Linked DNA regions of Homo sapiens: region 1 is linked to region 2. A link is a contact called in ENCODE Hi-C data. All regions are on one chromosome and are shown on one strand. Each heading gives the region's core, a stretch centred on a gene start or an enhancer-like site at or near the end of the contact. The rest is flanking DNA. Distances are from core to core; before and after follow the strand shown. Region 1 overlaps PRKCE (protein kinase C epsilon). Region 2 overlaps PRKCE (protein kinase C epsilon).

Evidence for each region. A loop is a pair of places that touch in the nucleus more often than their neighbours do. Pooled maps may share reads with other maps.
Region 1: a loop to region 2 is called in a pooled map, with 4 times the contacts of the local background. The contact joins two enhancer-like sites. A Hi-C loop is called at or near these places in 1 of 168 maps with a recorded cell type or tissue (CD14-positive monocyte), 7 of 37 single-sample maps with no recorded cell type and 9 of 50 pooled maps.

Annotation. Positions count from the first base shown.
Region 1 is chr2:45,781,537-45,786,378 of GRCh38, forward strand. All of the region lies in intron 1 of PRKCE (protein kinase C epsilon), which reads left to right. Among named protein-coding and RNA genes, the nearest start is that of PRKCE-AS1, 110 kb to the left of the region's middle. RefSeq lists an enhancer at 4,815-4,842. Within about 2 kb of position 1,597, at least 2 of the 41 ENCODE cell types and tissues checked have a DNase peak (open chromatin) inside an H3K27ac peak, as active enhancers do.
Region 2 is chr2:45,886,125-45,891,081 of GRCh38, forward strand. The region is part of intron 2 of PRKCE (protein kinase C epsilon); the gene reads left to right. Among named protein-coding and RNA genes, the nearest start is that of PRKCE-AS1, 210 kb to the left of the region's middle. RefSeq lists an enhancer at 4,223-4,372. Within about 2 kb of position 3,112, at least 12 of the 41 ENCODE cell types and tissues checked have a DNase peak (open chromatin) inside an H3K27ac peak, as active enhancers do.

The DNA.
Region 1 (4,842 bases), core at 347-2,846, 110 kb before region 2:
GGCTGTTCTGCATACAGGCAGAACCTTTGAAACAGGTGCAGGGAGCTTTACTCAGAACAAGAGATGCTCATCACCAGCAGCTGATGCAGGGCCTCCACCCGCGCCCGCCCCCCGGCCCCCGACATGATATTGGAACAGCTACATCTGATAATGTAGTTTGCTGTGTGGTCTGATCTCTGTGAAATATTTGCTTTTCTTTAGGCTTTCAGAAATATTCAAAATAGCTTCTCATTATCACTTTCCTAAACTCCTGTGGTGTCTAGGACACCACAGTGCGGGGTTACTTCTGTTAGTTATTAGAATCATCAATTTCATTGCTAGAGGGGACCACAGAAGCCACCCTGGTCCAGGGTCCTGCCTCATCCATCCCTCTTCAGTCTACTCACTTGAAAAACAAATTACCTGAATCCTAGACAGGTTACATCCTTTCTCAGGACCAATAGATAATAAATGGAGGTGAGGTTTGAGCCTCGTTTTTGGTTATGAGTTTTATCAAAATTATTTTATTTTTAAATAATTCATCTACAGAGAGAAGAAAGCTCAAATTAAGGGCCAGCCTTCATAGATGCAGTCCGTGAAAGTGTTTCTCCTTAAGTCTGTCTTGTAAACTCTTCGGAGCTGAGCTAAGAAAGGGATACTTTCTCAACTCCAAGCTATCAGTGCTTTACCAAGCCTCCTCTCGTCCAGGCCCATCTTCCGACTTGACCCCAGCAAGTGCCCATTTCCTGGGAATGAATGTTGATTTTAGAGACTGTCCTTAGGTTTTTTCAGGGAGGCAGTATGGTGTCACAACACAAACCCCAGACAGACTTGGGTTCTAATCCCAAGTCCCCACTTGATTAGCGAGGTGGTGTTGGGTTAGTCACTTCGATTCTGATCCTCCATTTCCTTATCTTTAAAATAGGCCGAGAGTCCCCATCCCAGGTTATTCCTGACTGTGCATCTCCAGCCGGTGACATATCCCACACGCGTCATAAATGGTTGCTATTGTTCCTGTGGGAAGGCAGAGTTGAATCTAGCCTCTAGGGAAAAGAGGATGGGCAAGACCTAAGATAGAAAGCCAGTGTTTCCAAGATAATGTACCCTTGTGTTTGACCCTCAGATTTGGGAAAGATGGTTGTTTTTTATGAACTGTCCACTTTTCTTCCTCACCAGCTAGAAACTGAGTTGAGATAATCAACCCTCTGTCAAACAATCTATACACACACACAACTATATATATATACACACACATACACACACACACTCACACACACACACCCAGAAAAGGGGAAAAATACTCAGCAAAGCTCTATCCACATGTTGGCATGTGATTTCTGGAACTTTGTCAGCCAGTTTTCTCGTGTCTGAATCCAGAAAGCAAACTGGGTTGGAGACAGTTCACGAGAAACATCCCCTCAGATGACCTACTCAGGTACTTCCTCTATATTATTTCATTACTTTTTTGTCCTGATGAATTTTGCTCTTACAGTTTCAAGATAATCAATTTATTTTCATGCGCCTTCCCCGTCCAAATTGGATTATGAATATAAATAGCCATGTGCTGGCCCCAGTGGCCAGTGTGCACTCCCAGGCTGGTGCTTGGCAGACTGGGTCCTGGGGAAGGCTTGGGCTGTTTGTTTATTTTCAATTGAAGCTCTAAATGCTGGAATGACTTCCAGCTCCTTTACGCACAGCCATCTCAAAACTCCCTTTGTTCCCTGGTTGCAGAGGCCAAATACTCAGGGTTTTCTTTAGCTATGGTAAGAATGCCGGTGCTCTGGGCATCATCCTGCTGGTGGCTGTCCTGTGGTGAGCCTTTTTATATAAAAATCACTGTGTGCACTTGTGCACACATAGACCCCCACCCACCGAAGGCTGCACCCTGTTGGTTTTCTTTCTAGGAACAGGAAAAGCACCACTGGGTAATGTCATAAGGGAAATAGGACGGAGTCTCAGGTCAGGAACTGCAGTCATCTCCTTTGCTGGGTTTCAGCATTTCCCTCCTTGGGAATCTACTTCTATCTGCAGGTTTTTTATACCTTATGTTCACCTTTGGTTGTATGGAAGTCGTTCTCTTACTGTTTAATCCAACCTCCAGTGACAGAAGTAGAATTAACTAAAACACAAGTTAGGCTCCATGCTAGCCAAGAACTCAGTTTTTCTTGGTCTGCAGATGAGGGGATGTTCAGTATCCTAACCTGTTCTCTGGTCACAGGATGGTGTTTCTCTGGGTGTGGCTCACGAGCCTCCCATCTTAGAATCTTCTAGGAGCCGGGAAGTGTGCAAGCTCTAGAGCCCTACTCCGGACTTGTTGAATCTGAATGTGTAGTGCTGGGGCTCAGGACCTGTGATAGGAAAGTCACAGAAAGCATAGATCTGTCTGAAGAAACTGCTGCAGCCTCCATTCATTTCTTTCTTCATCTTCCAGGCCATGACTTCGAACTTTGTTAGGATCCAACCTGCAGGGAGATTTCATGTCAGTTCAGTCACACACACACTCACCCACTAGCATCGCTGTATCCAATATCTTCTCTGGATGTCAGGAGAGCTCTGTGCTGGCGCTCAAGGACCTCAGGGTCTAGTTGAAGGAATGAAGTGTGCTCATATTAAAAGAAAAGTAGCAATGCAAAGCAAAGAAGGCCAAGTGCAAATGTGCAGTGTAAACTTGATTTTAAGGGAGGGGAGAGGCTTTGGCCTTGGCCAGGATCCCAAGGAAGGAGCTGAAGACATGGAATTGGAGGCAGTGAGAAAGGTGGTCTTTGCAGAGGGAGCAGTGTTGACAAGGCCCCTGTAGGCGTGAGGGCCACTTGCGGGTGAGGTGTGGAACCGAACCTGCCAAAAAAGGAAGAAGTGGGCTGGCTGTGAATCTAGGAGAAGACTTACATTTGGAGAGCTTAAAAGATAATCAGATTAATTGGGATTTGCCGGAGAAACTTTGGCAAATCAGTGCTATAATCAGCTTCGTGTTGGGATTTGCAAAGTCGGAATCCAATTTCCTAATTTGATGTCTTCCCAGTTCATGGTGCCCCAAATTGTAGATCTCATCCCATTAGAGGGTTAGAGGGTCTAGAGAAGATTTTAGATAAAGTAAGAACAGGGCATCTCCTAGCTTTTTGTTTTTTTTTAAACAAACCTTTTTATTTTGAAAAATTTCAAACACTTACAAAAGTATAACATGAGCAGAACTTTGATTTAACAGTGATGAAGCTACGCCTGTGAGCCAATAATATGAAATTCAAAAACAGAAAAAAATGAACCTATGGGGATAGAAAGGAAAATGGTGGTTGACTTTGGTTGGGTACTTGACTGTGAAGGAGAAGGGGAGAACTTTCTGGAATAATGATAATGTTTTTTGTCTTTATTGGAGTATATGTGATTTGTCAAACTCAGCAAACTGTACACTTAAGATCTGGTACTATACCTCAAAAATATAAAGGTATTTCTTATCCTTTTCCTCTAATTTTCTTTCAGTCCTTCTCATCAAATCAAAGAGAAACTCTCAGCTTAGGGCTAGAGTGTCATTACCATCTCTCTAATACTTATCACCCTCTTCACACAGAGGCAGAGGGCCTTAGCATGATATTATTTCATTTTCATTGCATTAAAAAATACTATGGCCAGTGAATCTAATTTTCTTAAGTTGTATTATAGCATTTTTCTTTTAAAAGAAAATTATTTAAGAAAAAAAGAGGCCAGGCACGGTGGCGCACACCTTTAATTCCAGCACTTTGGGAGGCTGAGGCGGGCAGATCACTTGAGGTCAGGAGTTAGAGACCAGCCTGGCCAACATGGCGAAACCCTGTCTCTACTAAAATTACAAAAATTAGCTGGGTGTGGTGGTACACACCTGTAGTTCCACCTACTCAGGAGGCTGAGGCAGGAGAATTGCTTGGACCTGGGAGGCAGAGGTTGCAGTGAGCCAAGATCATGCCACTGCACTCCAGCCTGGGTGACAGATGAGACTCCCTCTCAAAAAAAGAATAAAAAAAAAAAAGAAATGTAAGTGGTAAACATATATGGTGAAAGCTGGAGGCAGTGCATGACTGGCAGAGGTTTGAGAAACGCTGTAGAAGGGGAGCTACTACTTCAGGTGTCCCTGTGGGATGGATGAGGACTCTTGCTGAACACGATCTGTTCTTCTGACTGGGCATCACTCAGGCATCCTATGTAGCACCTGGTTTTGTTTTCCAAACTTATGGTGACCACTACCCTCAGAGCCAGTGGCACTGAGAGATGCTGGTCAGGGTTAGGGGATCTGTGGTGAACTGGAGACCACTCAACCCAGGCCGAGGAAGCACAACAGATGGGAGTGCTCCTATGACACCAGGAGGCCAAACTCGAACCTCTGCCTCACATGCAGCACCGGGCAGACTGAGCTGTTGGAGTAAGATGGAGACAGCAGGGATGGCTCGTTGCCTTGAAACCTCTCCCTTAGGCACCTGCTGCTGAGACCCAGAACCTTCCTAGGGTTCTGCTGCAGTCATGCTGCCTCAGCGCTGCTGAGGGGTCTAGAGTCTCACAGCCCTGCTGGGTCATCGTGGGGGTGAATAGATACCTGCTTCTCTCCAGGGACCTATGGCCTTCCATAGGCACCTGCTGGGGATCTTTATTTGAAATGAGCAATGTATTATTAGCAAGGGGCATTGATTGCAGTCTGCCAGTGACTTATTTATCCCCCGTGCTGCTTCTTGCTCTCCGGTTTCCAGGGAGTGCTGGGCTTTCCAGGTTGCCTGTCCAGCGTCTCTGTGTCTCCCTGGCCTGGCCACACAGTAGAATTCATCCCAAGTTTCCAGGAGGAGTTACAATGAAGAGACAGTTCAAGTGACAGTTGCTGTTTAACCGCCTCATCCGTGGGGTTCC
Region 2 (4,957 bases), core at 1,862-4,361:
GGCCATGGGCTCTGGGCTTGCTTCACATGCTGGACCATTTCTGTTCTTGGCCTTAGAATGCATGGTGAAGTGCTTGCAGGACTGTCCTCAGCCCAGGGAGCTCTGGCTCCAGGTGACTCTCATTTCCTCTCTGTCAACTGTCCCAATTCCTAACCCACTCCCACTCTGAGCTCCGTAGCCTGTGTCTGGCTGCTGTCTGCTTTCCTGCCTGTTCTGTCTCTTCCTGAGAACCCCTGCCCATGACCGTCTGGCTATCTTAGAGCACACTATGAGATTGTGTGAAGAGGATTTGCTTAGAGGGGACTTGGCATTTTAATGCTAGCAGTAAAACAAACCTGCCATGCTGACTTCTATTGCATTAAAAAGTGAAGCAACAGGCTTGCTTAAACATAAACAGCAACAGTAAAAACCCAGAACTACCTAACTACATGGGCACAGGAAATAGTCCAGCCATCTTGGAGAATAGCACAAAAATACAGCTGACGTGATAACAGTAACCCTGCAATGAGTCTTGACAATGCTGAAGTCAAATGACTTTTTCAAACCTTTCTAATGCTTGGCTATAATCTAAAGGAAGCATTGCACTTCGAGTGCTGATTTTTTATGAAGCTCGTAAACCTTTTTCTTTAAATGCCAATGTGCTGAAAAGTTATGAGTATTAAAGACTTAGAAAGTGCCTTTAAAAGTGTGGGAAAAGGTCCCTCTTTTCTTGATTATGATTCTTGAATGCTAGTAATGATAGTAGTAGTAATAAATGTCATTCTTCACTAGAATAGTTTTTTCCAAAGACCTTTCGGGTCTACTCTCAAGTTCTTTCCTATCTTTGTGTGAGGTGGACGATGTCACTAGCCTCACGTGGCAGAACGGGGTCAGAAGCTCAGAGTTTAAGTAATATGGCCTGGAATTAGAACCCAGGAGTATTGCTCCTTCTTGTAAACTCTGATGCCTGGGTTTTTACATGGTGTCTATCTGTAATGGCTTATAACAGAGTTGCTCCTCCAGAAGTTTTAGCCTCGTTCCTGCTTGATAGGCAGGGCCTCCCATTGGGCCTGACCCAGGATACATGCTTGGTTGCAGAAAGTCAGCTTTGCAGGTTATACTCTCAGCATTTTGGCCACAGTCAACCGTGCAGAAGGCTTCCTACCTAGATGGACAATAGATAGCGATCTGTGTCTGAAATTCCACAGCCATCAAGATGAAACTGAGAAGCTAGATCATCCTTGCTGGAACACAGATTGAGTTAGGGTGTAGGTCGAGGTTCAGTTGTAGAAAGCAGAATATATCACAGCAAACAAGAGGAAGGGATTTATTATAAGGAATTAAATGGCTTATAGAACTATGAAGAGTTCTGAAGACAAAGGTCTCTAGGTGGCGGTTTCAGGAATAAGTACCCCGGAACCACACTACAGAACTAGACCACCAAGAAAGCTGTTGCCACTCCTACAGATGAAGCCACTTCTCCAGAACCACATTGCAACAGCCATGATTGAGAGGGTCCCACAATCAGGAAGCCATGACTTTTATGGTTCTAGAACCATGCCACATCAGCTATGATCAGCATCTGCAAATGATGTCCTGGTCCTGCCTCCTGGAACCCACAAAGTTGGTACCTGGATGCTGCAACATTGGCTAAAACTGTCATAGAAGAACCAGGTGCCTCTTGGACTTTGCTTGCTGAGCAAATGGCAGCTACTGCCAAAATGTGGTCTCTGCCTCACTTTGGCGTTCTAAATTTCACAAAAGCACATCTAACTGGCCCAACTGAAATCATATCTGGAACTGCAGCTGCAGGGACTTTGAGAGTTGGCTTTAGCTTCCCATCCTCTGCCCACATAGGAGAGGTGGGCACACTAGAAGGATAGAATGTATGCTGGAAGCCAATCCACTGTTATCTCCCATGATCTGTGATCATTAGAAATGGACCTAGATTTCCAGAGTCAGCAGATGAAAACAGAACTGAGGTTATAGCCAGAACATGGAATCGTTGTGAATATTTTGGGGAATGTGTGTGTGGATGATCCCAGATATAACAGATGGCAAAGAATTAAAAGTGGCAAAAGGCGCTGGGTTTGTCCTCTAGCTCCTGCTTAGCTCCTTTGAAACTTGTTAAGCTGTAGTTGCAACAGCCCAAGGAGTTCTGGAGAACTCTAGTCTCACTGTGTATTATTTGGGGAAACAATATGTTAAGAAGCTGTCTTAATTGCCAAGCCTTTACTATGCTAATGTTTGTTGTGAATCTCTAGATGTGGATACAGCATACAAGGGTTCCCCAAACATTTGGCCACTGGAAAGCCTCATGCCTCATCTTTAAAAAATGCAGAAGTAGTATTTCCCAACAGTCTTTTTTTTTTTTTTTTTTTTTTTTGAGCTGGAGTTTCATTCTTGTCACCCAGGCTGGACTGCAATGGCGCGATCTCCTGGGTTCAAGCAATTCTCCTGCCTCAGCCTCCCCAGTAGCTGGAATTACAGGTGCCTGCCACCATGCCTAGCTAATTTTTGTAATTTCAGTAGAGATGGGGGTTTCACCATGTTGGCCAGGCTGGTTTCGAACTCCTGGCCTCTGGTGATCCACCCGCTTTGGCCTCCCAAAGTGCTGGGATCATAAGTGTGAGCCATCGCACCTGGCCAGAAATACTCTTCCAAAGAGCAAGCCAGGGAGTACTGTGGAGAAAAGGCTTGTCTGATTTCCAGGGAGTTAACCTTTTCAATAGCCTCCATCAGGAATGTTTACTGTCAAGATGATAAGATTTCCTCAAGTACAGATGGTGCTCTGCCCTTCAAGGAGAATCAAAAGTGGGGAGACCTTGACCAGCAAAACCAGCCCGTGTGGGGTTCTCTCAGGAATTCAGATGGCCTGAGACTTATCCTGAGATACCCCCAAAGAGGTAACCTGTGATCATAATTAGAAATTACAACAAAATACTAATTATCTGTAGACCACATAGCATTTGGGTTGCTCTGTTATAGAAGCAGATGGTGTTACAGAGAAGGAACTGCATTTAGCTTAAGAAAAATAGGGGCAGCTGGGGCAGGAGCTCAGCGACTAAGAGTATACCGAGTTGGGGGAGGGAAACACGCTGTGGGGTGTGAGTGCAGGAGAGCTGACAGCTGCAGTGGTACCACGTGAAATGTATGGAGGGCGGGAGAAAGCCGACTCCACCTTATAAGGACTTGCAGCCAGGACAGCAAAGCCCTAGAGACAGTGATGAGAACTGCACCAGGCATAAATGGTCCATAAGCGCCCTCCAAAAACTGGATGATGCAGAAGAGGGTGAGAGGACACCTTCAACGATGAACTTGTGTCTTATAGCAAATCTCCCACTGATTTTGATTTTCTACATTAATACTTAACAGAGTTTGTCTGTGGCATGTGTGTGTCATTCTCAGGCAAATCCTTTTTGAAGTTTCTGCTTAAGTATTTAAATGCAGTACTGGCTGTTGGTGGGGTGGGGTGGGGTGGGGGAAGCCCTCAAATCTGAGTGTACACCTCTGCTTCTTAACACTAGGTGTGTTCCCATAGGAAGTCAGGCATGCCTTAAATAGACTTCCCAGGAATGGGAAATGGCAGCTGCAGAATTACAGAAGTTGTATCTGCAGAATTATGAGCGTGCTTGTGGCTCCCTCCATTTTTATGTGTTCTGATTTAGTGAGCTTGATATTCTGGGACTGATACCAGCTTCATATGTACACAAAGGTCACGCACTCCTCCTCCAGTTAACCACACAGATTAACATGTGGGCTGCAACTGCATGAGCCGTGCAGAGGATAGAGTCACTACCCCTTCGCTCTTCTGTGCTCTTTAGGCTCAAATCCTCAGTGGTCAGTCCCTTATTGAAGTGCCTTTTTTCCCTGAAAGCACTCTAGTAAATGGAGGTTTAGCATTATTACTGAATCCCAGCTTTTTCTAATACATGGAGCTCAGTGCTTACTGTCTGTTCCAGAGCAATTACTTATCACCATTACCGGAGATTTGAGTCCTCTCCCTTGGTGATTAGACTCTGAAGGATAGTCGTTTTAATTTTGGTAGTTATGATTTAATCTTTTCAAGCTTTTATTATGGACAATTTCAATATCAAAAGCAGAAAGAATAATGTAGTTCCCATGGACCTATTCCTAGCTTAGTTATTACCCATGGCCAGTCTTGCTTCATCTGTACTTGTACCCATTTCCTCTTTCCCTCGGATTATTTTGAAACTGTCATAGAAATACTTCAGTACATAGTACTCTCTGTTCCTTCTGTTTCTCAGTATCTTTTCAAAACTTTTGTGTGTGTGAGACAGAGTCTCACTCTGTCTCCCAGACTGGATTGCGGTGGTGTGATCTCGGCTCACTGCAACGGTCACCTCCCAGGTTCAAGCAATTCTCGTGCCTCAGCCTCCTGAGTAGCTGGTATTACAGGCGCCCACCACCACACCTGGCTAATTTTTATATTTTTAGTAGAGATGGGATTTTCACCATGGTGGCCAGGCTGGTCTCGAACTCCTGGCCTCAAGTGATCTGCCTGCCTCAGCCTCCCAAAGTGCTGGGATTACAGGTGTGAGCCACCACACCTGGTCTTTTCAAAACTTTCTAAACATCATAGTAATATGTACTTAACTCATGAGGGGCTTTTCAGATTTTTGCCTAGAATGAATAAATTCAGATAGCTCTACAAGTATATGGAGTGCCTACCCTGCACAAGGCACTATGCTGGTTGAGGGATGGGTTAAGGTCAGATTTTGTTGGATAGAGTGGAATTATGCAATGGAAGTGGATTTAGAAGATGTTAGGCCCCTGTCCTGACAGCACGCATGGTCTAGTTGGACCTTGGAATGTTGGCTAACAGAAAGGAACATAAGTTAGGTGCTCAATGAAGTCGCTTGCTTTGTCTGCTCAGCAGAGCTGGAGGCTGTGTCGTCTGAGTATTTGAAGATGAGGGCTTTTAGGAAGGGCGTAGATATTGGGTTGGGTTTGATAT